Regions from separate parts of the Mus musculus genome. Here all the other regions are linked to region 2. Evidence: chromatin loops called from intact Hi-C (ENCODE). Cell type or tissue: gastrocnemius. All regions are shown on one strand. Each heading gives the region's core, and the rest is flanking DNA. Links, peaks and the distances in the headings are about the cores only.

Region 1 (10,923 bases), core at 1,106-9,105, 130 kb after region 2:
TTTTTTTTTTCACTCTGGTCAACTCTGCTCACTCAGTTCCTGCTCACTCCAGCCCAAAGATTTATTTATTATTATACATAAGTACACAGTAGCTGACTTCAGATGCACCAGAAGAGGGCGTTAGATCTCATTATGGATGGTTGTGAGCCACCATGTGGTTGCTGGGATTTGAACCCAGGACCTTCAGAAGAGCAGTCCGTGCCCTTACCTGCTGAGCTATCTTGTCAGCCCAGAACCTTCAGTCTTTTACAGAGTGGAGGTTGCTCCAACCTGTTAATCATACAGACAGACATGTACACAGATACAGACAAACACAAGCACACATACAAAGAGAGAGACAGAGAGAGGCTGGGTACATTATTAGAAGGGGAGTGTGCTTGTCCCTAGTTCTGAAGACTCAAGATCATGGCACTAGAACTGGCTTCATGTTGGTGACTGCCTATAGTAGTTAGCTTTCTATCATCGTAACAAAAAGCTATGATAATCAAGAAGAGGGAGTTGGAGATATAGATGGCTGGCAGTTGTTAAGAGAACTGGCTGGGTTTTATTCCCAATACGTACATGGCAGCTCACAACCATCTGTAACTCCAGTTGCAGGGGATCCAAACACCCTTTTCTGGTTCCCATAGGCCGTGCATGCACATGGACATACACACAGGTAAAATACTCATTGTGGTGGTTTGAATACGCTTGGCCCATGAGAAGAGGCGCTTTTAGGAGGTGTGACCTTATTGGAGGAAGTGTGTCACTGAACACTACCATCCCTCCTCCATGGCTGGGAAGAAAGAACGAGAATACGAGGAAACGAGGGTCCCACAGTCTCCTTCATGACACACTCCTGGTAACTTGAATGCTTGCTGTTGGCCCCTTCTTCTCGAATGTACCTCCCGTTCCTAAAAGTGCTGCCCACAAGACTATACTTTCAGGGATCATTTCTATAGTTCGTTACTAGAGAAGTTTCTCTGACTGTGTAGAGCACCTGAAACCACGAGGACGAGACGTAGCGTCCCCTCCTGAGCGTGAAGCCGGCTCTAGGTGCTGCATGATTGCAGCTGCCTCTTGCCATTGATGATCGTTCTTCTCTCCTTCAGGAGGGTGAGAGGGAAGGAACGCAGTCTGAGTGGGAAAAAAAAAGTGCTGCCCGCTGGAAAGTGTCCCTTGGAACTCTGCCTTTCAACCGCTGGGCTGTTCTGAAGAACTCGGGTGCAAGGTATTTAACAGCCTCAAAGACTTACAGAAAAACTTATTTTTGCTATGTGATCATTATATAAGTGGTGATCCAGCTCATGTAGGAGAAAACTTCAAAGGTGATGATGGAGGTGGGGGTGGGGGTGGGGGTATCACGTGCTTCATCTCCTAAGAGAAGAGATGAGGAGGGGAGGGAACACACCGGAGTTCTGATCTGTGGGAGGCACTTGCCTTCTACAGAGGAGACGCTCTGCCTGGAGAGATGGGGAGAAGTCCTCCCAGGTGCTTCTCCTTTCTCACAGAAACTTCACAGACAGCTCTTCATTCTAGGTGTGTTGTTCAGGAAAGGATGGTCCTGGAGTATGTGGCTTTAATGTGCTGAGCATTTTTGAGAGAGGCCAGAGTGGATTCAGAAGCGAGATCTGTCCTGTCCTCCCTTGCTCCCCACTTACCACAAGCCATAGAAACTAGAATCCTCTTCACCAGAGGCCATCATAAATGTGGGCAAGACCATGCACACCTGCAATCCCAGTACTTCTCAAAGGCAGAGGCTAGAGGATTCCAAGTTTGACACCAGCCTGGGCTACAGAGAGAGACAAAAACGAAGGTAGTTATAGAACCCAGAAACACCACCCTGCCTCACCTCTCTGTGTAGGAGCTCACTAGCCCGTTGTGCTGGCTTGTTTACATCAACTGGACACAAGCTAGAGTCATCTGAGAGGAGGGAGAATTGCCACAGACCCTCTGGATCCCTTTGTCTGCGTGGAACAGGTCTCTAGTCGCAGGTGGGCAAAGCGTTGGATGGAATGACAGACAGATGCACACAGGAGAGGTTGTGTAGAATCTGAATGTAATGTCAAATCGAGCATCAAACTTTTTATACAGAAGAAAATAAGGAAGTTGGGTGACATACCCATAAGGTACAAAGAGGTTACTGGATTCTTACATAAAACAGAGGAATGCAAACACAGAAGGTCTAACAGGAACCACCTGGGATAGAATTCATTGTTAACAACTGGGATCAACAAGAGCTCCACCTAAGATTCACTTAATCTTAGAAGCCAGGGTCAAGGGCTTCGTGCCCTTGCCATAGTTCCTATTTTAGTCTATTGTATAGTCCACCTTTCCCTTAGGCCATTGTAAATACGTGTGTATGGGTGTAACTCAGCTATAGTTCTAAGTATCTATTCTGGTTCCTCTTTAGGTCTCAAACTTCCTTCTTCCTAGATGATGGTAAATTCCTGTGTAGGGCAGTGACTTAGTTTTTATTCAAAGTGATAGTGTAATACCAGAGGCAATTCTGAATATCACTGAATAGCAACATTCTTACTGAATTCCAAGCCCATAGTCTGCTCAAGGACTTTCTAGGACTGTTGGAACACTGGTGGAAGGCTTTAGCTATGTCAGAATTCAATCTTAAAAGGCACTTATAATAGGATAATACTAAAAGAGAGCACGTGGATCCATACGCCAGACTAACGTGGGAATGGAATATTAATGTATGGGTTAGAGAGAACGCCAGACTCCAGGAGGTGAGTTTTCGTGAAACTCTCTGCCTCGTGAGTGGCTTCCAGGCCTCTCGGCCTGTCAAGCTGACTCGACCAGAGTGCGTGGCAGAGAATCAACTGAGAGAATGCCTTGTAAGATGGGGCTGTTCACAAGCCTGCAGAGCATTTTCTTAATTAGTGATTGAAGGGGGAGGGCCAAGCCCATTGTGGGTGGGGCCACCCCTAGGCTGGTCACCCTTGGTTCTATAACAAAGCAGGCTGAGCAAGCCAGTAAGCAGCACCCCTCCTTGGCATCTGCATCAGCTCCTGTCTCCAGGTTCCTGCATATTTGAGCTCCTGTCCGAACTTCCTTCAGTGATGAGCAGTGATGTGGAAGTGTAAGTCAAATAAACCCTTACCTCCTCAAGTTGCTTTGATCATGGTCTTTCATCACAGCAATAGGAACCCTAACTGAGACACCAGCCACAAATAAACGCCACCCTGATCCACCTTGTGTGACAGTAGGTCACAAACCCCTCATTCCAGAGAAGGCTTGTCCTATTCAAGGCAGATGGAAAAACAACACAGAGAGTCAAGAAGGAGCCTTCAGCTCCAGGAGGAAGCTCTGATCCTTGCATGTTGACCTCACCAAACTTCCCCCACCCATCTGACAATATTACTCAGAAAACAAGGCTTCCACCTCAGGCTACAGCCCAAGAGAGCAGAAGAGGAGAAACTGACCCCAGAGATAGGATTTTCCTGTCACATACAAATATAATTCAAACTCAAACTCATACTCCTGACTCGGCATTTCTAGTAGCTGGGATTACAGCCTACTTAAATTCATCTTTAATAGTTGTTATAGTAAGTAATATCTGTAAAAGGATTTCTTCTTTCTGGTGGCAATGGAGCAAGGGACGAAGTTCCCTATTTGGTTAAGATAAAGCAATTTAATACTTTGTCTCTGCCTGATAAATTCTCAGCCCAGATGAAATATCCCAGGAAGGTTTAACCCTAAAAAGATGTTCACTTTTGACTTCAATTTGGGGATAATTGTCAAATAAAAAAGTAGAATTTTATGTGAGGTACATCCTGGGAAAGATGGTTCTTAGAAGGAAGGGAGTTAGGAAGGAAGAGAAGCCTGAGGGGACATGCCCATGAGAGCACATGCATTGTCCATTCCTGATTCTCACCTGAGACACTTAACATTGTCATGGTTATATTTTGTATTCCTAAAGGTTTAAGGAATCGGGTCAGGAGGGACTGAATTTTATTCAAAAGCTTTTCCTACGTCCTGGATTTGTGTTCTCAGCCTGCAGGGGACGGTGTGGGTGCTGGGAGAGGGTGTGGGGTCGGCTCTGTGTGTTGGTAGTGGCCATACAGCTATCAATGGAAGTTGATGATTTTGCCCAATTTAAGAATAGGTTGGTGACATTGGACCAATTTCGACTGCCATCTAGTGGTAAGAACATGCACAGACCTTGGAAACACCAACCCTAACCTACCTGGGCCCCCTCCACTATGATATAATAATCTTAGGGTGTTTTCTCCAAAGAGCAACTCAGGTGATTCCTTGTTTGTTGAGACAGGGTTTCTATGTGTAGCCCTGGCTGTCCTGGAACTTGCTATAAAGACCGGGTTATCCTCAGAGATTCTCTGCCTCTGCCTCTGCCTCTGCCTCTGCCTCTGCCTCTGCCTCTGCCTCTGCCTCTGCCTCTGCCTCTGCCTCTGCCTCTGCCTCTGCCTCTGCCTCTGCCTCTGCCCTCCAAGTGCTGTAATTAAAGGTATATGCCATCACTGCCTGGCTCTGATGTGATATAACTTTGTTAAAAACCCAGTAAACCTGGGTTGGAGAGATGGCTCAGCGGTTAAGAGCACCAACTGCTCTTCCAAAGTCCCGAGTTCAAATTCCAGCAACCACATGGTGGCTCACAACCATCTGTAATGAGATCTGATGCCCTCTTCTGGTGTGTCTGAAGACAGCTAGAGTGTACTTACATATAATAATAAATAAATCAAATCAAAACAAAAACCCAGTAAACCAGCCGGGCGTGGTGGCGCACGCCTTTAATCCCAGCACACGGGAGGCAGAGGCAGGCAGATTTCTGAGTTCGAGGCCAGCCTGGTCTACAGCGTGAGTTCCAGGACAGCCAGGACTACACAGAGAAACCCTGTCTCGAAAAACCAAAACGAAACAAACAAACAAAAAACCAGTAAACCTTAGTTCCCTCCTAAGGATTGGCATAGATCTTATTGAGTTTTTCTTCTGTAAAACTTTAAGTTTCTGTGATTAGCAGGCTGGGGGTGGGGGAGTGGATGCAAAACAGGCCTTATTGGGTGATGGGTTTGGACGGAAGCAATCTTGAGAATGTATTGATCACAGAAGCAGTCTTGGAATGTATTGATCATGCAGATCCATGAATAGAGTGGGGGATCTAGAAACAGAGAGCTGTGGTCATCAGATTCGCAGCAACAGTGCTCAGAACACGTGAAGAAATGATTCGGGGGCAGGGAGGGGCGCGATGTCCATCAGAGCAAGAATGAGACTAAATCCCTAATTTACCCCTGTATAAAGACAGATTCAAATCCATCGAAGGCCAGGGGATGAAAAAACGTCTCCTGAGAGACAATCTTCTGTCCGGCATTCTGACACCTGGAGAAACAACAGCATCAGCTGCTAATGGATCTTAGGGAAAGAAAAGGCTCCGCCCACCAAAGGGAGCAGGAGCAGAGGGAGGAGTCACCCCACAGAAGGGCTCAAGTGGGGGATTAGTAGCCAGAATATGCAGCGAATGAAAAAAAAATTAAACATCCCAAGAACAAATAGCCCAATCAATCACTACATGAAAAAATAAAATGATTTCTAAAAGAACACAGATGGCCATTACATGAAACACAGAGAAATGTTCAATATCTTTAGCTACCAGAGAAATACAAGCAACAATGAGACTCCATCTCACCGCCAGTCAGGACAGTTTTACCAAGAAAACAGCCATAAATGTTGGTATTAAAACAAACTCAAGTCAGCCAGGCAGTGGTGGCGCACACCTTTAATCCCAGCACTGGGGAGCAGAGGCAGGCAGATTTCTGAGTTCGAGGCCAGCCTGGTCTACAGAGTGAGTTCTAGGGCAGTCTGGGCTACACAGAGAAACCCTGTCTTGAAAAACCCAAAACAAACAAGCAAACAAACAAACATAACTCTTGCTCCAAATCAAATAAGAGATCATTTAAAGCTGGGTATGGTGGAACATAGAATAGTGTTAGCAAGTAAGAGGCTACCCTGGGCCACAAAATGAGACCCTGTCTCAAAAAAGAAAAAGTAGTCTATTTTGAACCAAATTTGAGGGTTCATAATTTAAGAATATGGGTTCAGACTGCCCTGAACAGAAGGCAGACACAAGCAGCACATTGAACAATGCATTACTTCATGTGAGGCTCAATGGTAGAACACCACCTAGCATGCTCATCGCCCTGGATTCAATCTCCAAAACTTCAAAACCAAATCAAAAGAAAACACTTTGGTGTGCATTTCAGATAGGCAGCTTAAGACAGAGTGGAGAAACCCTGGAGCTAAGTTTCAGGTGTTAACTGGTATTGCCACGTCTTTGGTTCCTAGGGACACACGAGCTTAGCAAGACACTGCAAATGTGTCCTGTGAAAGTGAGGAGTTTGTTAGGTCAGACACACCAGGGGATGATAAACAGCTATTTTAGGAACAAAAGATAGCCTGAGATAATTTTTTTTTTCATTTTTTGTTTTTTGAGGCAGGGTTTCTCTGTATAGCTCTGGCTGTCGTGGAACTTACTCTGAAGACCAGACTGGCCTTGAACTCAGAAATCCACCTGTCTCTGCCTCCCAAGTGCTGGGATTAAAGGTGCGCGCCACCACTGCCTAGCAGCCTGAGATAATTTTGACTACCTACAATTAATAGTCCCATAGCCATGAGGTTCGAGTCAGTCTGTAGAATCTTCAACACAGATGCAACTTTTTCAGGAAAATGAAGTTCACACTGAAGAAGATGCCCTTGCCCTGCATGGGGCTGGAGCCCTTAGGGGAAAGTCCTTTCTCAACGCACCTTCAAAGTGTTCTCTCTTCCCGCTACAACTACAAACTTTTCTTGGGAAAAGAAGCCAAGCACACGCAGAAGTATCCCTGTCTGCTATCTCTCTTGGATTTTGATCTCTAACTGCGCAAGCACAAGTATGCACATCTCAGCACCGGAAAGGTGGTTCCGAGGTTAAGAACCCTGGCTACTTGCTAAGAATCTGAGGTTGATTCCCAGCGCCCACTTAGTGGTTTAACATTTATCTGACATCTGTAACTCCAGTTCCAGGGGGGATCCACACTCCCTTCTGGCCTCTGCAGGGACCAGACACGCGGTGCACAGGCTGGCATGTAGGCAAAAAACAGACAGAGAGAGAGCGAGAGATTGAGGGAGAGAGAGAGAGAGGAGAGAGAGGAGAGAGAGGAGAGAGATCTGTGGTTTTATACAATGGGAACTGTATTTACAGGTTTAAACTGCATGGGGTAGGGTTGCTAATTACCTAATTCACCTACTATAGAAATAATGACCCGTGTGGCAACAGTAAAGCCAGTGGTAAGTAAGGGCCGGGTGTGCACAGTCTCCGGGTGGTTTGGGGAAGAGCCCTGTAATTCAGAAGGTCGGCAGAGGTTGGGAAACAATGTTTCAGGAAACTGTGGTTTGGCCCAGTTCATAAGTTCAGCTGTGGATGTGCCAGACCTGACTAACAATGGCCTGCAGCCTGGATTCAAGTGGCCCACGGCAGGGCCGCTTTATTTTGATTGTCTTCCTCGACAACAAACATACCCAAATATTCATATAATACTAATATATGTGTTTATTTTACTGTTTCTAGTTAGCATTGCTCTAGAAGGAGGAGTAATGTTTCCAGGTTTTTTAAAAACATTTATTTATTTATTTAATGTATTTGAGTATACTGTCACTCTCTTCAGAAACACTAGAAGAGGGCATCAGATCCCATTACAGATGGTTGTGAGCTACCATGTGGTTGCTGGGAAGTGAACTCAGGACCTCTAGAAGAGCAGTCAGTGCTCTTAACCACTGAGCCATCTCTCCAGCCCCAGACTGTTTTAATGTTTATTTTCAAATAATCCCAAATTTCCATGAAAGTTAGGGGATAATGTGAGGGCTATTTTCACCTGCTTTTCCTCAGTGGTTAACTAATGCCTTCTAGAAGCGCAGCATACAGTCACAACTAGGAAACCGGCCAAGTCACAGTGTATGCATAGTTGCCTGGGAACTTATCACATGTGTGGACACAGCCCCGAAGCCACAGGGCACAGCCTTGCTCTGTCACTAGGATGTCCCCTTATGTGAAGCCTTTAGGGTTGGTCAGGCCTATCGCTCTACCTCCAGCACTTGCAACTCATCTGTTTTCTACCTCCGACCTTTAAGGAGATACTGTTTCAGTGTGACATAGGAGACTTTCAAGATGGCTGCAGGTGCTGAGCCCTCTGGAAAACAGAAAAGGAACAGGGCTAGGGTGGTAACTCAGTTGCTAGAGTGCTTCCCTAGATACACTAAGCCCTGGGTTCAATCCTCAGCACTGCCTAAACTTGGTGTAATGTAGCCTGCCGTGATCCCTGCACTTAGGAGCTAGAGGTAAGAGGAGAGACGTTCAAGGTGAATCTTGGCTACACCCGCTCTCACAAGACACCACCCAGAGAGCAAGTGTATTATTACATTTTAAGCCCAGTGGCTGTGGGAGGACCCCAGAAATCAGGGAAAGACTAGGAGCTTGTTAGATCGAGAAAGAGAGAGAGAGAGAGAGAGAGAGAGAGAGAGAGAAGCTCTCCCCATCCACAGCCAGTGCTAAGGTGCCAAGGTGTCTTTCCCTAAGGGAGCATGAGTCCCAGCAAACTCTACAGCTGTCCTGAGAACCCAACTTGTCCAGCAAAGTTATTCTGATAAACTCACTGGTGTTCTGCACTGCAGGCTACAGTTGTTGCAACCATGGAGGGACATGGAAGGTGTCACCCTGAAGAACTGGAAGACCAGGGAGGTTGTCCTCTGAGATCAGGGTGCAGACAAGCTGAATGTGTCTCACACTGTACCAGGACTGATGGCGACCACCCATACAGCTCCCACCCATCATAATGAATGCACAAGCACCTCGGCTGCCCTGACAGTGCACAGCCAAAGGAGGTCTAAGCTGTGGGGATGCTAACGTCTTACTTCTCCCACCAAAGCCACCAAAGCAATATATAGGAACACTATGATTCTGGCTGCTAGTCAAGGAGCATGTTGTACCTTGTCTGAGCACACACTGCTTTCAGCGGTAGGTATGAGGTCACCCACAAGGGGGCGCTGTGGCTCCTGACACAGCTTCTTAGTCCCACGCTGCTTGGGACTAGGAAGCTCTTACCCGACCGAGTAGGGGCAGTTTGTATTGTAAAAAATAGTCTCTGAGGATTACCCTGGTACACTTTCCTGTTTATGCCATAGCTGCCTGGACAGCTAGCTAGTCTATCCTGACAGTTGCATTGGTCACAAAGGCAGTGGGCTTTCCCAGATTCATTGCAGTTTGCAATGTCACTAATCACAAAGCTACAGGGAGATGATACTATAATAATCACTCCGGTTATATAACACCAACATTGTGTAACAAGCTGATACCCAAAGTCACATCTTCAAAAGAAAGCCATCCGCAAAGGATGGTAGAAATCTCAGCCCACCAGACACACAAATCTCAAGGTAGGGACACAATAAATGTACACACACACATAAGAGACACAACAATTTCAATTACTTTCTTGTAAGATAAGGAAAAAACGGAGTGCCCACCTGCCCGATAAGGATTCTAGAGAATTATTACAAAAACCTCCAATGGCTCATCTAGTAAAGGTGCTTGCAGCCAAAACCCAAGGACCTGAGTTCAAACCCTGGGCCCACGTAGTAGAAGGAGTGAAGTGAGCCCTGCAGGGTGTCCTCTGCCTCCTGGCATACATTAATTATGCATGCATGTACCCACTCATAAAACAAACTAACGAGCATCAAAAGACCAAGGAAAGCCCACAGAATAGAGGCGAGGAGTTAAAGGAAGTCAGAAAGACGCTGTGGCTGTAAATGGAGAATTCACCACAAAGAAGTAGGGATTTTGAAAAAAGAACAATTAGTCAAATTTAAAAAAAATCCAGCTTTAACAAAGTTCGATCTGATCTGTGAATGGGGACTTGAAATCAGCCATTCAGGCACAAAGTGGGTTGGGAATTGTTGTTATTCTAATGTTGATTGAACTTTGTCTGAATGTGAACCAAGTTAAAGAGCACCATGAAAAGAAGAAGTAATGTGAAGGTTGTCTTTAGAGGAAAAGATATACTTGAGCATTTAGTCTTTCATCTGGCTCTCGACTGGGTGTGGTATCCCAGCAGTTCGTAGAGGCAGAGGGGCAAAGGGGCAGAGGGGCAGAGGGGCAGAGGGGCAGAGGCAGGTGGGTCTCTGTGGACTGGAAGATAGCCTGGTCTACATAGAGTTCCAGGCCAGTCGGAAAGACTCTTGAGAACCTGTCTCAAAAAATAAAACATACAAACAAAATCTAAATAAATAAATAAAGCGTCAACGTTCTTCTGTATATTGGTGGGAATGGTTTGTCTGAGAGAAGATATGGCCATTACACATCATTCTGTATATTGGTGGGAATGGTTTGTCTGAGAGAAGATATGGCCATTACACATCATACTTTTCACCTACCCTGTAACCAAGTTACAGGCAATGTGCTCTGAGATCATTTATAACAACGCAGTCATTCAGATTCCATACTGGAATCAGCTTGTCCAGAATTAACTGACCTCTAAGAACAATGTAACCAGTCTCACTATGCCCTGGATGACACACTGTGTTATTTCCTGCTTGCTTTCTGAGAATCTTTGATGTCTCTGACTCTGTGTGTGTGCTGTGATGTATCTTCTGTCTGTCTGTCTGTGTGGAGGCTATGTGTGTATGTCTGTGTGTGTGGGGTGCATGTGCCTGTGTTTATGTCTCTCTGTGTGTGTCTTTGTATCTGTGTGGTGTGTGTGTGTGTGTGTGTGTGTGTGTGTGTAATGCAGTAATAAGGTCTAAGACCATTTGCTGGAGGCAGTAATGCACTGAGAGCAACAAAACTCCCTCCCCCACTATGTTGGCTGTGGAGAGGATCTGACTGTGCTGTGTGCTGTTCTGAGTTAGCAACACCGGAATCCCATTTCTCCCTTACACTGAGATCGATTG
Region 2 (10,923 bases), core at 1,099-9,098:
CGCTTCTCACCTGTATGTGCTGGTGGCTGACAGCTGCTTGAACACTATGGTTACCCTCCTGCCAGCAGAGCAAACACTAGCACCAGCAGACAGTCCCTCATGAGCTGATGGCCCTATCCATCCCTGTATACCATGTGAAACAAAACAGCTCTACCCAAGAAGATTTTTTAAGGGGGCCCACCATGGTGTGTGTGTGTGACAGGTAGCTGCTGAAGACACCGGTACAGAGAAATTTTAATTCAGAACATGGCTGCTCTGACAAGAGATCACATGCAAAGACCTTTCTAGGTCTGCGTGATCTGCCTGGAATACAGACACCGCTTTAATCCCAGCTGTCAGAGGCAAGCACATCTCTAAATTCAAGGCCAGCCTGAAATAGAGCAAGTTTCAGGTACAGAAAAGCTTAGGTCCAGACCTTTGATCCCTTGGGTACACACTTTTAATCCCAAACAGTGAATGTAAAGTTAGTTTATGAAAGGAAGCAGCCATGTTTAAAAGTGAGAGACAAAGTGATGAGACAGAGAGAGATTTGACAGAACAGGATCTGCCCAACTCTCAGGAGAAGAGAGAAAAGAGAGGCTACTTAAGAGAGAGAGCAGGAGGAGGAGGCGGCAGTTCCATCAGGACAGTGGTACAGAGGCAGGATGAAGAGAGACCAAGCCAGACACAAGTATAGACAGAGCGAGCCAGGGAATGAGGAGGAGCCAGCAGATTAAACAGGTTGCCAAAGTTAGTATGAGGCCAAGCAGAGCAATTCAAGAGAAGCCAAGAGAAACCAGACTGAATCCGTGTGGAGAGGAGTGTGAGCCAGAGCAGCTGAGTAGACCAGCCAGCCAGAGTTTAGAAAGAGCTAGAAAGGGTGAGCTTATTCAGCAGCAAGTCTCAGAGGCTGAAAACCTTCTAGGCCTAGATAAAATTGTACGGAGGCTAGAAGCTTTCAGGGCTGGGCCTAGGTTAGCAGATTGAGGCAGGAAACCATGGAGAGACAATTAGAGCAGGTGAATAAGTTACTATTATACCCTGGGAAGCAAGAGGGAGGGTGCCTGCCCAGTGATGGGCCAGACATTAGTAGGAGGAGCTTGAAGGAACATGGCCAAGGCTGGCCTAGGCAGCGGCTGTACAGTTACTGCAGTGCATTAAGATGAATGGGCGGGAATCTTGGACAGGAGACAGGCAGAACCAAATTGATGCAAGAGGGAGAAAGGAGAATATAGGGGGATAGATAATGGGAGAGATAGTGCGGTCACTAGCAAGGATGGCTATGAGGAAAGTCTGGGGAAGGGTCTAGTCTGAGTGTAGTGGTTCAAATGAGAATGGCCCCTATAGGCTCATGTATTTGAGTGCCTAGTTGGTGAACTGGTAAGGAAAGATTAGGAGTGTGGCCATGTCAGAAGAGGTGTGGCCAGGTCAGGGGAGGTGTGGTCATGTACCCAGCAGCCATAGAGAGAGGACTACCATCCGACTGAGGCCTCATCAGGCCTCCTCTGAGGACCCAAGTGGTATTTGAAAAGTAATCAGACAGCATCTACAATCTCACCTCACTGGGTACCACATTTCCAGTGGAGGAAGGGACAACAGAAACTGCACTGAGAAATTCAGTTCAACACTACACAGCACCGGTCAGCAAATACAGTTTTTCTGTGTTGTCCCTATCTGGGCTCAAATCCAATAAAGACACTTTATGTCCAGGTGGTTTCATTTTTTTTTTAAAGATTTTTATGTGTGTGTGTGTGTGTGTGTGTGTGTGTGTGTGTGTATGAATATGCTGTAGCTGTCTTCAGACACACCAGAAGAGGGCATCAGATCTCATTACAGGTGGTTGTGAGCCACCATGTGGTTGCTGGGAATTGAACTCAGGATCCCTTGGACAAGCAGTCAGTGCTCTTAACCACTGAGCCATCTCTCCAGCCCCTGTAGCCCAGGCTGCCTTGAACTCATATATCTGAGGCTAGCCTTTAACTTCTGATCCTCCTGTCTCTACTTCCCAAATGCTGGGATCACAGGTGAACGTCTCAGCACCAGGAGCAGGCTTACAGTTTTGTTTATCATTTGTGAATGAAGGGGTAAGACTGGTCCTGTTACATACCCCAGCTTGGCTAGGAACTTTCAATCCTACCTATCCCAGCATCTCCAGCACTGAGAGTACAGGCACACGCCACCACATCTAATTCATGAAGCCACTGATAAGGAGAAGGTCACTGCTCTGGACCTCATACTTCCTGAGGGGGACCGCAGCTAACCAGGGGCTCCCAACTCCATGATGGTGGTTTACAGAAACAATCCTGACATGCTGCTCACAGGAAGGCCATTCCAGAATCTATTCCAAAGACTACAAAAAGTTTGAACACACCAAAACCTACCTGAGAAAAGCAGCCACAGCCTTCCACGTAACGACTCGGGGATCCCCATGGCCACCAGCTTCCGGATCTTTTCAGTGCGGAACATGCACACGGTCCTGCCGTACTCTACAAAGTGGTCGTTCCACAGACTGATTTTTATCTGTTCCCGGGACTGGAAATGGAGGTGTTTGTTAAGGTGACAAGAAGCCATAATCAGTAACAGTATAAAGAATGTCTCAGTTTATCAGGGACCAACAGGAAGAGCAGTGATAACAGTGTTCACACACACAACACGTATGAGCCGCTGCCAGGCATAAAGAATCCAGGACAAATAACACAGAGCCCCAAGGAGCCCTGCAGAGGCGTCTGTGTGAACACAGTGCACAGTTCATAACAGGAACATGTCACCAAGTACAGAGGCAGCTCAGACTGAATGGGAGACACAGATGCAATGGGGAATTTGGGCAATGCCTCTTTGGGGCACTGACACAAAGCCAACTACTAAAACACCACTCGACTCCAATGTCTGCAGACTGTAACAGGCACCCAGCATGCCCTGAGCTTCCTGACAGAAGGGGGGAAAACTGAAACCTGGAAAAAAATATTTTCAATTTTTTTTAAAAAGAAAATGTCTTTTATATAAATGTGTTTGCAGGAGTCAGAAGGGGTGTAGATTCCCTGGGACTGTAGTTAGGGGAAGTTATGAACCACCTGGTTGGGTCTCTGCAAAAGACACAAGTGCTTTGAACCACTGAGCCACCTCTGCAAAGCGCATTCTCATTATCAGAAATGAGGGGGACATTTATTTTTCTAAAAGTCCTTTAAAACTGTTCATATGTCAGGAGTATCAGGCCTTTTATAAAATATTAGCTACTATTTGTAATCATTACTGTCCAATAATGTGAGTAACATATTCATAAACCTACATTTTGGTCATTCGGACAAGGAATGGCTGAACATAGTGTGTACAGCAATTAAGAAGACTCGGTTTAGATTTAAAAGGCTGGTAGCTAGGAAGTAGCTAGTTGTTCTTGGAGCTACCACCTGGGCCTGTGGCTGGCTGGCTGGCTGGCTGCCTGCCTGCCTGCCTGCCTGCCAGCGAGGGTCCCGTTCTAGTCTATTCACCAACTATACATGACTCCTACCTCCCTATTATAAATTAAGCAACAGGGGCTGGCAAGATGGCTCAGCAGGTAAGAGCACTGACTGCTCTTCCGAAGGTTCTGAGTTTAATTCCCAGCAACCACATGGTGGCTCACAACCACCTGTAATGAGATCTGATGCCCTCTTCTTATGTGTCTAAAGACAGCATCTGAAGACAGCTACAGTGTACTTACTTATAATAATAAATAAATAAAATCCTTTTTAAAAAGCTTAATAATTAATTAAGCAACAGGGCCTGGGGAAATGGGTCTGTGGGTAAGGAGGGCTTGCGGTACAAACATGAATACTTGAGTTTGAATCTCCAGAACCCAGGTGAAAATGCAGTAATTTCAGTGTTGGGGTTCAGGGATAGGGAGCAGGTAGAGACAGGTGGATCCCAGGATTCTGCCAGTCTGACCAAAATGCAAACTTCAGGTTCAGTGAGGAGCAAAGAAAAACCCGTGTGAAAGGCATACACAGAAGGCCTGGCTAGTAACAGACTCGTTGCACACCCGGAAACCTATAGGGGCAGCACCATCCTCTGGGCAGGCTGCACGCCGCACTCCGCACTCGAGGAGCCAGCTCCCCACTGCCCTTCACTTGGTGCCTAGGACAAAAGAAGCGATGGCCACCCAGAGCGCACACACGCTACTCCCCAGAGCTGCTGCTCACAGGCATCTCACTCACCAGGCGGGAGTCGGGGCTCTGGCTGCCAGACTGCTGGAAGACGGCAGTCAGGGGCTCGGGGTGTGGCAGGGGGCGCTTCTCCTCTCTCTCTTCGCTACTTTGAGAAGCCACCATCTCAAGATCCCCAAACTTGTCAGTGCAGATGCTTGCTGAGTAAAACACAGGTGAAGCCTACAAGTCCAAGAGAGGAGGCACAGAGAGCACCGCGTGTCAGTTAAACCTAGAGCCCGCTGTTACTGTCAGGTACCTGTGACAGAGACGGGATCCCAGGGCAAGCTGGCTAGGGACAGTAGCCGTGTAGCACACTCTGAGTCTGACTGAGAGAGCCTGCCTCAATGATCAGGATGATTCCTATCTCCACCATATGTCCACATACATTTATACATATATGCTCATAACACACGCACGGAAATTTAAAGATGAAAAGATGTTTCCTAATGGAAATCACGGCTAATGATGGACCAGCAAACCCAAGTACATTCTTGTATCTCTCTAGTCTTAGGATGCGAAACTCTCCCTCTTAACAGATTATAGCCTCCCTGAGCATCAGCCCCAGCAACCTTGAAAAGGGGATACCTGCGCTTCAAGAATATGACAAGTGTCCCCACGGGGAGGGGTGTCCCACTGCTCCTCTAACTGGAGGGGGAGGGGTGTCATATCAACTTCTCCAACCCAGGCAGTATGTGGAGCGTCAACTCTCCAAGGTGCAGGTAACCCCATGGACCCTTCTGATCCAGGCATCCCCCAACTCAGAACACCAGAGCCTTCAGATGTGACATCACACTAATGCACGGCCCAGCCGTCTCCCCCTATACACACACACACACACACACACACACACACACATGGCCTGTCTTTCCAAGCACTCCCTTTGGAGACTATGGCCCTCCCGGAGGTCACAAGAAGAGTCACAGAATGCTGTCCCTGTAAAGGCTCCTACCATGTCATCATCACTTGGCGAGGTCTCATAGTGCACAGGGTGGTTGGCGTGGACCTGCTTCAGTCTCAGCAGCAGGCCCTCCACCAAGTTCTCTCTGTCCTTGAGCTCAATGAACTGGAAGGCCATCTTGCTGCGGATGCTCACGATGATGGGGTTGGGCAGCAGGCTCGTGTCTTCCATCTTCTCAATGCTCACTACCTGGAACAGAGATGACACACAAAGTACAAGACAGGAGCCTGGCAGGTGTGTGATCATGCCCTCAGACATATCCAGGAAGAACTCCATGCAAAGGCAGGAAAGTGGGCTGGGCAGTGTTACCTGTCAGTGCCACAAGGGGGCAGCAGCCCAAGGCTCTGTGCACAGGTTGAGTGGCTTGGCAAACAGATCACAAAGTAGCAATCTGCCCCCCAAAAAGAAACTACATCATAGATGAAGCCTGGGACAGCTGGGCTACCTGGAATAAGTCACTCATAAAAAAGATAAATACCAGGGCTGGAAAGGTGGCTCAGCAGCTGGGAGCACAAACAAGTAGGAGTGCTGAATGACTGCACTGAGGGCTTTAGTCTCTAAGTGGGACAGAGTCTCAAGTTGGGAAGATGGACATCCCGGAGATGATAGTGGGGATGGTTATGTAACAGAGTGAACATGCTTGGTGCCACTGAAATGCACACCTAGCAGTGGCTAAGGGGATGAATTACGTGATGTGTGTTCTGGAGAGCTCTTATTTTTCTTTTTGAAGACAGGGTTTAGCTATGTAGCTCTGGATGGTCTGGAACTCACTGTGTGGACCAGGCTGGCCTTGAACTCATAGAAATCTGCCTGCTCCTGCCCCCCAAGAGCTGGGACCACACCTGACATGGCTTTCTTAGTTGACTGTTTATAAAAAGAGCATGTTAATTGCATAATAACAACATGGAGATCAGAGATCACGAGGGGGGGGGGAGGTGAACCTTCTAAATAATTAAGCAGCCAGACTCCAGCACTGTAGCTGTCTTCAGACACACCAGAAGAGGGCATCAGATCCCATTACAGATGGTTGTGAGCCACCATGTGGTTGCTGGGAATTGAACTCAGGACCTCTGGAAGAGCAGTCAGTGTTCTTAATCTCTAAGCCATCTCTCCAGCCCTGAATTATGATATTTTACAGTAAGATACTTAACTTTACATTTTTAAGCTGAAGTTCTAGTAAGCCGAGGAAGTGGCCATTTGGTTTCTGCAGGTGGCACTTTTTATAGATTGCTTCTCTCTCAGGTGGGGGTGGGGGTGGGTGAAAGGGGAGAGCTCTCATTCCCGGCACACTCTTGAAGAGCGGCTTCACCAGTGAGGAGGAGGTTGGAATGCTCTCTTTACCCAGCCCTTGTAGGCAAACTCTGGGCTGTTAAAGCAACACCAGAAGAGCCACAGCCACCCCAGGAATGAGCAACTCAGGTTCTGCTCCTCAGAGAACCAGGGGGCCATCTTTAGAATAAAGTCCTGGTATGTGGCCACCCTTCCTCCGCCCTGACAGGGCAGCGGCAGCAGCAGAGGCTGCGGTTTGGATATGATTTCCACGGGACCCCAGAGGCTCACTGGTGAGGAGCATGGTCCCTGTGAAGCTGTGATAAGAGGAGGTGGGGTAATTAGAGGTGGGGTTGCTGTGGTTGGGCCTCTGGGAACATTTCCCCCAGAAAGGACTAATACAGTTCTCAGGAGACCTCAGTCAGTTGTCAGAAAGTAGGTCACTTGGAACAGCAACAGGATAGGCCTTTGCTCTCTGTTTTACCATGTGATATCTCCAGCTACTACATCACCATTTTTTGGATAAGGCCTCGATCAGATCTAAGCCCAAACAAAACATAGCATCATTTTTTTTTTAATGAGCTAACCCTCTTTTCTTTATAAGTTTATCTGGCCTTGAGTGTTTTGTGTTTGAGCAACATAAAACAGACTCAAACACTTGGGTACAAATTGCAAAGGGTGCTTCAGGAGCACAAAGCAGGCAAGCATGGGTGAAAGGTGTTAAGTCTACCTCTCTCAGGGGAAGCACAACATTACAGCAGCCATCCTCTCTGCTGGCAAAGCAGATGTAGCTGTCAGAGGAGAATATCCGTCCGGCTGTGTGGCAGCGACTGAAGGGCGTCCAGAGGGAACAGTCTGCCACAGCGTGCAGCTTCTCCTCCCTCGGCAGCCTGAAGAAAGCCCGGAAGAACTCGTTCTGTGCTCTGGCCTCCAGGTCCCTGGGGAGCAATGGGGACAGAGGGAATGAACATACAAGCTCACAGAGAAAAAAAATACCTCGACGTCCACTGGCCCAGCTGGACAGCAAGGGTGTGCAGACTGGCTGTATTTCCCAGAGACTGAGTCATCCCTGGGCTCCAAGTTCACAGCCAACCCCTAAAGCAAGCAGAGCTTCTTAGGTCTGCACAGAGATAACCCATGAGCCATGAATCAGGATGCACATCCCTGGGGGCTGGCCAGAGGGCCCTGAGGTCAAAAGCGCAGGCTGCTCTTCCAGAGCACCCAGGTTCCATTCCTAGTACCCCCCCCCCCCAGAGTCTCACACTTGTCTATAATTCTAGTTCCAGGGAAGATCCAATGCCCTCTTATGGCCCCCACAAGCACAAGGCCCATATGTGGTGCACAGACATACGCATGCAGGCAAAGCGCCCATACACATACATCTTTAAAGAAATAAGCATGCCTGGCTGGTTTGGTTTGACCACAAAAATGGCATAAAAATGTAAATATAAAAAAAGTCAGGTTACTTTAAGTGTCTGAATAATAAGTGTCAGGTTACTTTAAGTGGTTTGAATAGGAATGGCCCCATAGACTCACGTGTTTGAATACTTGGCCCATAGGGAGTGGCACTCTTATTAGGATATGTGGCCTTGTTGGAATAGGTGTGACCTTGCTGGAGCAAGTGTGTCACTGTGAGGGTGGGCTTTGAGGTCTCAGAAGCTCAGGCTACAGTCAGTGTGGACACAGTTTCCTGCTGCTCCCTGAGGATCAAGATGTAGAACTCTCAGCTCCCTCTCCTGCACCATGTCTGCCTGCACGCCGCCATGCTTCCTGCTGTGATGATAATGGTCTAAACTTCTGGAGTCCCGATGAAATGTTTTCCTATATAAGAGTCATGGTGTCTGTTCCCAACAGTAAATCCCTAAGACACTGAGTGTTGCCCAGGATGTGGGGAATCGTAGCCTTCACACGCTTTTGGTAGGCATGTGAAGTGACATGCTTTGTGTAGGAAACCAGTCTCACTGCTTAAGGGAGACTCACCATTTTCCCAGAAATTCTACTCCTGGGAATCCACAAACAAGAGACACGTAGGCCTGCTGACAACTCACATACTAACATTAACGCTAACAATAACAAAAAGTGGCCCAAATATCCATCAACTGATGAACAGCTAACTACAACGTGGCATGTCTCTTTAATTGGATAGAAAGTACTCAGCCACAAAACAGGAGGGAAGGTCTTGATACACATGGCGATTTGGATGAAGCTTCAATATGCTAAGTATGGGGCCAGACACAGAGACCTCAGCCTGATTCTGGCCACACAGTAGCTGACAAATCCCTTACATCATCCCAGCACAGCTAAAACATCAACAGGGTCCTGTGTAGTAAGAAGCCAGCCCCATATGGGGGTCATCACCAGCCCATCCTCTCAGGCAGGGTTTGGTCACTTCCTTCTCAGACAAAAGGTTAGGGGTAAACCCCAAACTCAAGTGACTGGAGTGACACTAAGAAGGACTGTCTTTTGGGGGGGGGGGGAGATTTAGTAAAGAAGCCTTAATGCCATAGTCGCACAGACAGACAGACAGCAATGTGGTGGGGGCTTTGAGGACAGTGAGGGCCAACATGGCTGAGTAAGGGGCCCTTCTTTCTTTAGAGGAGTGGGGAGGTGCTGTACCACAAGCACCGCCTGACATTTAAGCTCTCTCTGGTTCCTGGCTGGCATCAGTGAAGGAGGGGCCCTGTTAGCCTGAGACTCCTGTGCATGCCAGCTGTGAGGGTAAGGAGAGCTAGAATCTAGACCTTAACAGCAGGGCCACCATGGGGCCTCCCAATCCTTCCTTCTACAGAAAGGCCAGCACACAGCAGAGCTAACACTTGGGATACACCAGCCAGCTCAGGCTAGCAGCCTCTGAAGAAGCACATTGTGAGGGTGGCATTGACCCAGTAGCAGCAGACTCAAACCAGAAGGTTCTAGCTCTAGACTCCAGGCATGTCTTTATTAAACTTAGCTTCCATTCCTAAGATGTCAGGGACTTAGAAACGTAAGCAATCCTAAAAACTTAGAGGGAAAGAATGTATTACTCTCCCCACAAATCCAGAATTTATTTAGTCCAGACTAGATGTCCCTCCTAGATCAGACAAATGTGCCAAAAGCAGATTTCTCCCTCTCTCTTCTCTCAGCAACCCTCTGGAACGCTTTACAGTAGAGCTGCATCTGGGCTGACAGGCCAACTCTCACCCCATCTGCTTACTCAGGCCACACAGGATGCAGCTGTGTATCAGCTGCGGCCACAAGCTCAAACTGAGTGACAGGCTGAGTGACGGCTAGGCCAGCCTTCCTCACCTCTGCACTCAAGATCTCTAGCCATATCCAAAATAGGACATCTGACTGGTCATGCCTTGTTCCATCCAGTTCAGAAAGGCCAAAGTGGGTCTTATGCTGCCGGCTTACCTCAACAGGGCATGGCTATGTGTCTGGAAAATGCAAGGATTAGCAACTCAGAAACAGGGCTCCAAGGGCAGATGGTGCTTTTTCTCGGTGTTCCTGTCCACATGGAAGAGTTCCCTCTCAAATGTGTATTCACCCAGAACATAACCAGAATTGCCAAGGCCAGAGCTTGGGCACCTGTGGACCAAAAAGCTAAGTCCAACGTCCCACCCTGACATGCCAATTACAGAAACAAGCAGTGGTGGTTTGAACACTGTGGTGGTTTGTATATGCTTGGCCCAGGGAGTGGCACTATTATGAGGGGTGGCCTTGTTGGAGTAGGCATGTCACTGTTGGTGTGAGCTTTAAGACCTTCATCCTAGCTGCCTGAAAGTCAGTCTTCTGCTAGCAGCCTTCAGATGAAGATGTAGAACTCTCAGCTCCTCCTGCACTATGCCTGCCTGGATGCTGCCATGTTCCTGCCTTAATAACAATAGACTGAACCTCTGAACCTGTAAGCCAGCCCCAATTAAATATCCTTGTAAGAGTTGTCTTGGTCATGGTGTCTGCTAATAGCAATGACACCCTAACTAAGACAAATAGGAACAACCCTCGAGAAGCAGTCAAGCCAGTTCACTTTTGCTGCCTCTGTGTAGCCACGCTTCTCCACTACGATGATAATGGACTGCACCTCTGAACTGTAAGCCAGCCCCAATTAAATGTCGTCCTTTATAAGAGTTGCAGTGGTCATGGTGTCTGTTCACAGCAATGAAACCCTGACTAAGACACAAGGGATGAGGAAAAGCAGATTATTCAACAGTCCACACTGCAAAGGAGAACAGATAAAGAGGTCCAGTGACCTCCCAAGTCCATGAGCTCCCGCTTAGAGGGAGGCCTGGGACAGGTAGGAGTGGCCTCGTTGACCTTGCAGCTGGAAGGAACGAGGCTGTTGCCAGCCAGATGAAGCTTTTTTTTTTTTTTCCGAGACAGGGTTTCTCTGTATAGCCCTGGCTGTCCTGGAACTCACTTTGTAGACCAGGCTGGCCTCAAACTCAGAAATCCACCTGCCTCTGCCTCCCGAGTGCTGGAGATTTCTATCTACTCCAAGGCGCAGGTGTAACTACCCTCCCTGTGGGCGGGGCCCTCTGTCGTGTGAGAGAGAGGCTG
Region 3 (10,923 bases), core at 1,958-9,957, 110 kb after region 2:
TATATATATATATATATATACATACATATATATATATATATATATATATACACATATATATCATGTGTATAATACCCATGGAAACCAGAAGAAGGTATTAGATCCCCTGGAAATGGAGCTACAGATGGTTGTAAGCCAACATGTGGGTGTTGGAAATTGAATCTGGGTCCTTTGGAAGAACAGCCAGTGCTCTTAACCTCTGAGCCAGCTCCCCAGCCCCCTACAGTTTTTAACAGTCCCAATACTGTTCCAAGATCAAAAGTCCCCTCTGAGACTCAAGACAACCTCTTAAATGTGAAGCTGTGGGAAATAAAAATACATGCTACATACTTCCAACATACACTAACTAGAGCAAACATTTCCATTCTATGGCCAAAGGGGCCTCACAGAAACCCTCAAGCATCTAGGCTATTACTACAACCCGATGCTAAAGTCTTCTTGCTGAAGACAACACTTACATATGTCATTAAACACTAAGTTGGACTGGTGCCCAACTAGAAACTTCGCCCCTACTGACTACCATTCATGGTACTGGGAGGTGCTCTGCATGCTACTTCTGAAGGAAAGCAGTCACCAGTTTTACCAGGTTATGTATTAACCTGGCAACCTACAACAGAAACTAGCCTGCAAGATGCTCCTGTGCAATAGTGGCATGAATATTATAAGCGTAACCAACCACTATAGGATTAGATTTAAGGCCTACTCCATGGTTATAACTCATATCTAACACTTAAAAAGTAGCCAATAACCTAAGACTAGATAGGTCATGGGTCTAATAACCTAAGACTAGATAGGTCATGATCCTAGAGGAGAACCGAATACCATTATTCTGCTAAAGGAAGATAGCAATCACATGAGTCCTAATGATATACTGCTATTCTCACAGACCAGTGCCTCCCTCGGTCCTCACCAGAAAAGCTTCTTCTGAAAATAGGTGGGAAATAACACAGACTCCACAATGAAACAGTTCGCAGACAGTGAGAGACTTTGGAGGGCTCCGTCCTCATTAGGATGTCTTCATCGAACCTCTCCCCGCGGGGCTCAGGGAACTATGTGTAAGTGGAATTGGAAAAACTCTCAGAGCCAGAGGGGAAACAGTGTCCTCCAGACCGGAGAGGTTATCAGATTGTCAGTGATGAGGCTGGAGGAACTTGATAGCTTAAAGCAGAACTGGATAAAGGATTTATGTTGATGTCACAGACAGAGCCAAAACTTTAGATGAGAAAATTTGAATGTCAAAAGAAACAAAGCTCTCCAAGGAAAAGAACTGGAGTTATAACAGGCAAATCTGGCTTGTCAAAGAACAGTAGTAATTCAAACAAAAACCCTGAGCATTGAATGTTAGTGTTTGCCTAAACATCATGACATCCTTTAGTGACAGAGCAGAGGCATTGCTGTGTAGTTAGCAAAGGAGCCGAGAAAAGCTAAGCCCCATTGCTGCGTGTAGCTCAGTGGTAGATGCTCAAAACACGGCTCTGAGTTCAATCTTTAGTATCACGGAAATAATGCAAAGCAAAGCTACACATTGTGTGACGAAAAGTCAGCAATGTCATACCCTGGAACACTGAAAGTTAAGAATTAATAACAAAAGCAAAACATTTGGGAACAGATTATTGTTTCCCTGCCTCTCAGCCAAAATCAAGTAGAAAAGTAGAAATGGGAAACAGACAAAAGAAATTAAAACAGCTTGCCTCTGGGCACAGGCCCTAGGACAAGATGCTCTAACTTTTTGTTAAAAGTCTGAAGAATGATGAGCAAGCAATGGTGGCTCATACGTGTGAGACCAGCATGGTATGCTGAGGCAGGAGGATCACAAGTTTGAAGCCAGCTTTGGATGCATAGCAAGGCCTTGTTTCAAAGACAAAAGTTTAAAAACCAGTACGTTGGAATTAGAAGAGATGGCTCGATGGTTAAGAGCGCTTGTTGCTCTTGCAGATGGGAGCTTGGTTCCCAGCATCTACATCAGACAATTCACAGCCACTTATAACTCCAGCTCCCAGAATAGCACTGCCCTCTTCTGGCCTCTGCAGGCACCCATGTGAGCATGCCCATACGTGCATACACAGATACACACACATACATGCACACACAGATACACACACATACATGCATACACAGATACACACACATACATGTAAAAAGTACAAGAAATAGCAATGTGCCTTACAAAACTGAGTACTACTTTGCTAATTGTAATTTTTTTAAAGAACATACATAGTTATTTAAGACACATTGGGGGGGGGTACAAAGATGAGGATAGATTCTTTTATCTCAGTGTTGAGACCAATACTTTCCCCATTGTACCTCTGTATGTGTTATGTTTCTATGGCTGTGATAAAACACCAGAACCAAGACAGCTTACAGAAGGAAGGGCTTGGATCTTATGGTTCCAAAAGGAACTGGATACCAGGTATTCAAATATGTAAGCCTATGGCAGAGATTTCTTGTTCAAGCCACCACAACTTTAATTACCTCTTCAAAAGTTCTCTCTCTAAAATCAGTCATATGCTGAGGTACACTGGGACTTTCGAAACCTGAATCTTAAGGGGGCACAATTCTAGGCCGCGAAACCTCGGAAAGTGCCCCATGCTGCACAGTGAAAAGCGCATGCCATCTCAAACATATGTTACATGCTTCTGAATGTGGGTTCTCTCAAGGTCAATACCGTGTGGTACAACCCGTGCAGAAAGGTGTGGCAGCCTTGCTTACGACCACGGGAAATGAGCAATGGATCGGGACCCCAAAGGTCAGCACTTCTCTTGACCCCTGGCTTGTGGAAAGCAGAATAGCTGGGAAGAGCGCCTCCTGCTGGCAAGGGGGAGAGGGGGTAGGTGGACATCATCAGAATACATTATACAGGGAAATGGAAGACAGACCAGAAAAAGAAAACCTAACAAACAATTTCAGCGATCTGAGATTTTTCTCAAGTTCTGTAACCTAATGGACAAGATAAAATGAGGTCCACCATATTTGAAATATTCTCATAAAAAAAGATATTGATCCTTGTGTCTGCACATGCAGACACGTCTATGTGTTATGTACATGTGTTGTGACTGCATGTGCACATGTGTACAAGTGTGCATGCACATATGTGTGTCCATGTAGACATTGCCTGAACCATCTCCCAGCCTTGCCTCCTTATTACTGAGTTGCAATAATTTCTTATACGTTCAAGGTACAAGTCTAAGTCACCATTCAAGCTACCGTAAAGAAACAAAGGAAAGGGTGCGTGAGTCAACAAATATCAAACTCCTTACAGTCCTGCAGGTTGGAAGGACACAATCAAGGACCGGTAAGAAGCATTTCTCATGAGTCCTCTTTCCTTGACTAACACGTGTCACATATGTTCTATCTCACATGAACGTCCCTCATACATGTCCTTGGTATCTCTTCCTCTTCTTACAAGGGCATGCTTTTAGGGTTCCATTTAACCTAATGACCTTTCTAATTTTTTTAAATATAATATTCTTTGAGAATACATGCATACCATGTATTTTATTATATTTGCTTCTCAACCCCCCTCTAATTCCTCTCAAATCCACCCTACTTCCCCACCCCACCCAACATTGCATTCTCTCAATCTCTCTCTCTCTTTCTCTCTCTCTCTCTCTCTCTCTCTCTCTCTCTCTCTCTCTCTCTCCCAACCCCCTATGGAATCTAACTTGTACAGGACCATCACTGCATCATGGTCAACCTACCAGAGTCCATATTCTAGAACATGTAACATGGGTTACATCTAGATGTTGTTGGTAATTACGCATTATCCAGAGGGTGGGCAATGCCTGGCAGTTTGGTCTAACATGATTTAGAAGTGATTTAAGCTTGCGGGGTGTGGTGGCTCACTCCTGTAATCCCAGCACTTACAAGACAGATTCAGGCAACTAGGAAGGAGCTCAAGGTCAGACATAGCTATGTAGTAAGGCTTTCCCACGCTCTTCTGCCTGGGAGTTGCTCTGACTTCTGGGTTACCATCAGAGCAGGTATCTTGTGTGCCATATCTGGTCCCCTGTACCCTCTCTACATAATCAGATACTCTAGAATATGACCCCTGGTAGGTTGACCATGATGCAGTGGATGGTCTTGCACAAGTTAGACTCCATGCGGGGGTCGGGGCAGGGGGGAGTTTCTTTGGATATTAAGGCTTTAGCTTACAAACCTGAAGGCAGAATAATTCTGCCTTCGCCTGTTTCTATAGCTGTAAAAAAAGAATAAATACCCAAAGCTAGGTAACTTGTAAAGAGCATAAATTCATTGGGCTCGCACCTCCAGAAATTGCCCAGTCCAGGAGACCTGTCCCTGCACTGTCCCTGCACTGTCCTGTACTGTCCCTACACTGTGCTGCACTGTCCCTGCACTGTCCAGCACTGTCCCTGCACTGTTCTGCAGAGTTCCTTCATTTTCCCGTACTGTCCTGCACTGTCCCACACTGTACTGCACTGTCCCTGCACTGTCCTGCAGCACTGTCCCTACACTGTGCTGCACTGTCCTTGCACTGTCCTACACTGTCCAGCATTGTCACTGCACTGTGCTGCATTGTCCTGCACTGTCACAGCACTGTCCCTGCACTGTCCTACACAGTTCCTTCACTGTCCCGTACTGTCCTGCACTGTCCCACACTGTACTGCACTGTGCTGTACTGTCCCACACTGTCACAGAACTGTCCTGCACTGTTCTGCACTGTCCTGCACTGTCCCTGCACTGTTTCAGCTCTGACCCAGCTCTGCTCAGCATCTGATGATGACCTCATTCTGAATCAGAACATGCAGAGGGCATCACATGCCAAGACAGGATAAGCATATTAGCTTTGGTATCTTTTTATAAAGCTACTAATTCCATCAGGGACCCTTTGCTGATGACCTCATATAATCCTGGACTTCCCAGAGTAACATATCAATGTGAGGATCAAGTTTTCAACCTGAGTTTAGGAGGGACAAATACCTAGACTGTAGCACTATCTACTACTCCTGTCTCAGATGTCCGATGCCCCAAAGTCGTCTCCCACTGAAGGGTCCTATCTCTTAATTCTCTTTCCCTTTTTATTTTCTCTTTCTCATTTTAATTTACAATATTTTTCAAAACTCATTCACGAATGCACTGTATCTACCTCACTCCTACTTCTTCTTCTTTCCACTTCACTTCACCCAGTCCTGTGCCCCTGCCCCCATTCTCTCTACAATTCGTTACCTCTTCATTACTTACCGTATCCATTCAGTCTGGCTCCGAGGTATCTCTGTGTTTAGAACCGACTCCTTAGGACTAGGTAACTTATCAGGGGCTCATCCCTGGAGAAAACTGGCTCTCCCACCTTTAGCATGCATTAAGTGATGGACTATCACTCTTCACCTAGGGGTGGGGGCTTGTGGGATCTCTCCCATCCATGCTGGTACATCTACTGGTTATGGTCACCGTGCAGGGTTTTTTTTTTTTTTTTTTAAGCTAGACCCTGTGATTGGGTAGTGGCGGCTGCCTTCCGTACAGATATGCAGGACATGGCAAAGCACGCTCTAACCAGCCTCTCTAGGGTGAACACTGAGCAGGGAAATGGAATACAAAAGCAAAAGCAAGAGCAACTGTTGCTGCTGCCAGCTTCACAGGTGCCAGAGGAGACCTTTCCCCTTAGCAGCAGGCATTCTGTGTCATCCAGCATGTGATAGCCCAATCATGTTCTTTGAAAGAAGGAATGAAAACACAGAAAATTGCCTAAATAAAGAGACAAGATGGCTGAGGTCAAGGGTATTCTGTGATTTGCATCTAAATTGGAATGTCCTGATGCTACTAATTCCATCAGGGAATTAGTAATTTTAATTATGACCAAAACTGATCTCTGCAGAGGTGGAGAAAGGACCAGCCATATGGCACATCTTCATGTCTATCTCTTGCAGACATCTCTCCTCAGGCATTTACAGCCCTTTAGTGAAAGAGCTTGCTGTCTAAGATCCCCAAGGTCTGGAAAGGGAAGTTGAATACCTCATTTTGCTTGAGGTATTAGTGTTATATAGTAGTTATCTTTGGGTGGGTTAGAAAACCTTAGAATCTTTTCAGCCTGGACTATCTGTCTCTCTGGTCTGATTTGTATATTGTTAGCTCCCAGAGGAAAAGATCAAGAGTATCTGATGAGATAGAGATGGGATACAGGGGACCAGATACGGCACACATGACACCTGCTCTGATGATAACCCGAAGGTCAGAGCAACTCCCAGGCAGAAGAGCATGCAAAAGCCTTATCCCAGGTCATCCCCATTCTTACATTTTGTTGCCAGTGAGTACTTGTATCCAGAACTGACTTTCTCCAATCTTGCTTGTCCTGGCCCCTGTGTATGTTAAGAACAAAGAAATAACAAAGTGGCCTAACAAAGAGGAAGAAGAAAAGCAGTTACCCCACAAACCCACTGGATACATGAAGGCTGACTATATGAAGAGTTTTGTTTTATGTTGTGGCACTGGGACCACGCTCAGACTTGCTCCATAGCTATGGCCGACCTTGAACTCCTTCCTGGTTGCCTGCATCTGCCTTGTAAGTGCTGGGATTACAGGAGTGAGCCACCACACCTGACAAGCTTAAACCACTGCTTAATCATGTTAGACCAAACTGTCAGGCTTCACCCACCCTCTGGATAATGTGTAATTAGCAACAACATCTAGATGTATCCCATGGTTGTCACTAAATGTCTTTTTTTTTTTTTTTTTTTTTTTGTCATCCAAATAGATCCCCAAACCCTAACATTAGGATAGGCCAAAATGTAAGGGAAAAACAAAAACTTCCCCCACCTCACAAAATACTCTAGGTTCAACTTTCCCTAGCATGTTGCTGGCGAGCCAGACACAGGCTAGATTGAGAGCCAAGGACATTTCCGATTCTCCTGGGACAGGTGTTCTGAATTCTGTCTGGAATCAGTGAGTAGCACGTGGGAGCCTTTTCGTCCTGACCATCTCATAAATGACATTCTGGCAGGGCTGTTGGCAGTGTTGCTCCTGGACCCCAAGATCCTCACAGAAGCAGCACCTCACTCTACACCTCAGCGTTTCATGCTCCATCACGTCACTGACACCCAGTTAACCTCTGACTTGTTTACCCCGACTTTTGGAAAGATTTATCTTATTTTTAATTATGTGCATATGTGTCTAGGGCTGGGTATGCGTAAGTTGAGGAGCCTCAGAATTCCAGAGGAAGGTATGGGATGCCCTGGAGTTGCAGGCAGTTGTGTGGGTGCTGGGAACTGAACTCAGGTCCTCTGCATGGCTAGTACATGACTTAAGGCACTGTGCCATCTTTCCAGTCCTTTTCTCCTACTCAATATCTCAACCTTCTCCTCTCTCAACCATCATTTACAGTGTGGCTCTCATCATGGCTTACTTGAGCCTCCGACCTAGATGGCAGAGCTTGGACCTCTCACCCTAAATAGCAATGAGGCTACACCTTGCTCGGCTCTGTCCATGCCCACAACTTTCTGGGATCCATGTTCTGTGCTCAGATCACACTGGGAGGCAGAGTCTTGCGCACACCTTCCCAGGCCCTTGCTTTATCACCTTCGTATATCTGTTCCTCAGAGCTATGTTCGCTTGTGCCACCCTCAGCCCTTTATGCTCCCTATACCTGCCAGAATCCTACTTGTCCCCGGATTTATGGGACAGGAAAATTGCTTTCCTCGATGTCCTATAACTGTGCCATCTGACTGCACACCCATGCAGGTGCTGGGGACAGGCCTGTGTTCTGGTTACCCTTCCTGGCTGCCATTCCGGGGGTTTCATCAAGAATCATGGACATAGCAACCATGTCCCACGCATCCTGAGCCTCTTGCTTTTCCCATCTGATGCCATCTGAAAACCTTGAAAGTTCTGGCTCTGGCCCAGCTCTGTGTTTCCTTCAGTGCTGACGGCTCTTCTCTCAGCAAGTGCACAATCAAGGGACAAAGGACCTACAAAGGAGGAGTATTCTGTGTGGTAACTAAGGAGCCCTGGGCCCCAGTTCCTGTGTGGGGCGACTTTACTTCCGCACTCGGGCCTCAGTTCCCTCAGCTCCTTGTATACTCTGAGAAGTAGGAGAGAGAAAGAGCACTCAGATCTCACGGAAGGTTGGAAACATGGGGTGTTTTCCAGATGGGGGCTTTCCTGGCAAGAAGTTACCGCCCACTCAAGGGAGCATCCGCCGTCCCATCAAGCCTGCCCTCACACTGCATGTCTGGCACGGAACACACTGGACATGTCAGAAGAGATTTTCTTCCCACATCCGCAGAGTAGCTACTGGCTCGCCAAAGTCACTCAGCAGGTCTGTGGTGACAGAGGGGAACTGAGACCTGTTGCCTAAGGGGTCCTGCATAAAAAGGAAGATGTTGTAAGCTACACTGCTTGGGACTTGCTCTGGATGCTCCTGGTTTACCTTAGCAAAGGCTCGCCGACCAGGACTGGAGAAAAATGGAGCAAAAAGCCTTTTTCAAGGCTGTTCCCCCGCATTGCTGCAAGAGTCCTTTCTGGAGAGGTGCACACACACACACACACACACACACACACACACACACACACACACAGGCACACACACACATGCACGCGCGCACTTCTTCTGTTTAATAATAGCAAGAATCTTTAGTGATGTGAAACTGCCCATAGCCCACCCCCCTCCCAAACCTGGTGGTTCGACTGTGAATCCGACAAATAAACACCCAGAAGAAGAGCAGCTCAATTTTCCAGCCTGAGCTCCACCACTGTGGAGGGAAAAACGCACATTTCAAACGCACGTTACCAGCGTTAGCGCATCCTTTAGAAAGGATACCCAGGCCAGGTGTGGTGGCAAACACATGTCCAGCGCTCAGGAGACCAAGGCAGGCAGATCTCTGTGTCTCTTGGGTCAGCCTGCTCTACATATCCAGTTACCGGACAGCCAACAATGACAAAATACAAATGTTACTTTGAATGTCAAGCTACGAAGAATTTAGAGACTCCTAATACACGGAACTGCTGAATGCTTCTTTGGGACACAGAAATTATTTGATCATTAAATTGTGCGTGTGTGTGTGTGTGCGTGTGTGTGTGTGTGTGTGTGTGTGTGTGTGAACTTACCCAAAGAACCACGAAAGTAGTACAATTTTCTTTTCACTATTTTGTGGTACTTTGTGCATATTAGGGAAGCCCTCTGTGCTGAATTATCTCCTCAGCCCAGATATGTACAATGATCCTACACCAATTGAAAAATAAATTCAAAGGGCCCAAGAGGTAGGCCAGTGGTTAAGAGCACTTTCTGTTCTTCCAGAGGACTCACATTAAGAGGATATCTGACGCCCTCTTCTGGCCTACAGCAGGCACCAGGCACATGGCACACAGACATCCATCCATGAAGGTAAAACATCCACACACAAGAAATTAATTTTAATTTAATTAAATAAACTACATTTATATTTATATATAATTAGATAAAGTAAATGTATAAATAAAATACATTTTAAAATTAAAAATAAGTTATATAATTAAAATAAATAAGTTGACATTAATATGAAAATATTGTAAAGTAAACGTTATTTTGAATTTTAAAATGCTGTTTGTCTTTCCAGATGGATCAGTTTACATCTGTGTAGTTGGTGGTCAGGGAACGCTGAAGGTAACTGCAGCTGTCCCAGATGGGGGCTCTCTTTCAGCCCCTCAATCAGGCTTCAAAATGCTCTCAGTCTTCCATCTGGTTCTTTCACTGTGTGCCTAGACCCCTTTGCCATTCCCCACGGCAGCTGGGGCCTCCTTACAGGAGATGTTCAAACCTAGCCCACTTGGGGCTAGACATAGGAAGATGCCTAGACACACAGTGCTGCCTAGTGTGTTAAAATTCTCAAACTCAAGTGCTGGAGAGGCGGCTTATGGTAAAGTCTTGTTCCAGCATGAGGGGCTGAGTTCAGATCAGGAGCACCCTAGCCGGACTGGGCATCCGGCAACTGTAATCTCAGCACTGGGGAAGCTGAGATAGGAGACCCCTGAAGTTCCCTGGAGAGACAATCTAGCCAAACTGATGAGCCTTGGGGGTAGTCAGAGATGCTGTCTCCAAAAAACAAAACAATGTGGGAAAAGCTAAGGAGATGGCTCAGCAGTTAAGATCACTGGGTGCTCTTCCAGAAGACATGGGTTCAGTTCCCAGCACCCACATGACAGCTCACAACTGATTCTAACTCCAGTTCAAAGGGCTTTGGTACCTCCTTCTGACTTCTTCCAGTCCCAAGCACATACATGGTACACAGACATATGTGCAGGCAAGATACCCATACATATAAAATAGTAAAAGTTTCAAAACAATAAGGCCAAGAGTGAGGAGGATGCTTGCCCTGGACTACTGACCTACACACACACACACACACACACACACACATACCTATCTACATACAAATGAACAAGTATACAGGTACATGCACACAGAGATGTATGTACACACGAACAAATACACACAAACACACAGAGGGACAGAGACAGACAGACTTATCAAACCCACATCAGGGGATTGGTTAAATCTTCTGGGGAGAATGTAACACTCAGCCCCAGGCCCCTGCACTCTGATTTACCCCTAAGAAGCCCTGAACGCCTATCCCACTTGGCAACCTTGAGACAGCTGCCGTCACTCAGACGCTCCTTCCTTCCTGTCTCTTGAAAGTCTTAGATGGTATGTTTCATGGCCAGTTCAAGGTTAAGCGTGGGGTTGTCTTACCGTCCCACGCCTACTGCTCCGTTCTGTTTTAGAGGAAAACTATACGTGCCTGCTTCCCCCAGCAACCCAGCACAGCAGACCAGAGACGAGTGCAGAATCAGCATCTTTTAATGATTTTTTTTGCTGAAGTTGGCCTCCTCCAGGGCCTCTAATGGAGAATGTGTGTCTGCTTAGAGATTCGTAGGCTGTCCCCAAGGCGGCTCGGGTTCCTACCTGACCCTTTATCAGAGCTGCTCATCAGATACCAT

What was found. A loop is a pair of places that touch in the nucleus more often than their neighbours do. Peaks named below come from ENCODE experiments on the same cell type or tissue, not always from the same donor. Only the 100,000 strongest peaks of a DNase experiment are listed, where the experiment ranks them.
Region 1: a loop joins it to region 2, with 5 times the contacts of the local background. A loop is called at or near these places in 29 of 42 quality-filtered maps.
Region 3: it touches region 2 in a loop (7-fold over the local background); 30 of 42 quality-filtered maps call a loop at or near these places.

The regions. Positions count from the first base shown.
Region 1 is chr1:39,518,623-39,529,545 of GRCm38, forward strand. Gm24826 (a small nucleolar RNA gene) reads left to right here and starts at 911; the gene lies at 911-1,125. In gastrocnemius, for the core only: CTCF peaks have their summits at 4,133 (motif pointing left) and 9,018 (motif pointing right); DNase peaks (open chromatin) are centred at 4,116, 7,944 and 9,014.
Region 2 is chr1:39,386,948-39,397,870 of GRCm38, forward strand. Tbc1d8 (TBC1 domain family, member 8) reads right to left here. Exons shown (of 20, transcript NM_018775.4): 6 at 7,118-7,325; 7 at 5,110-5,307; 8 at 4,170-4,340; 9 at 2,361-2,511. Among named protein-coding and RNA genes, the nearest start is that of Rpl31, 25 kb to the left of the region's middle. In gastrocnemius, for the core only: a CTCF peak has its summit at 5,436 (motif pointing right); DNase peaks (open chromatin) are centred at 3,422, 4,115 and 5,437; H3K27ac peaks cover 2,160 bases.
Region 3 is chr1:39,495,185-39,506,107 of GRCm38, forward strand. No RefSeq gene overlaps it. Among named protein-coding and RNA genes, the nearest start is that of Gm24826, 19 kb to the right of the region's middle. In gastrocnemius, for the core only: CTCF peaks have their summits at 2,812 (motif pointing left) and 9,293 (motif pointing left); DNase peaks (open chromatin) are centred at 7,867, 8,146 and 9,280.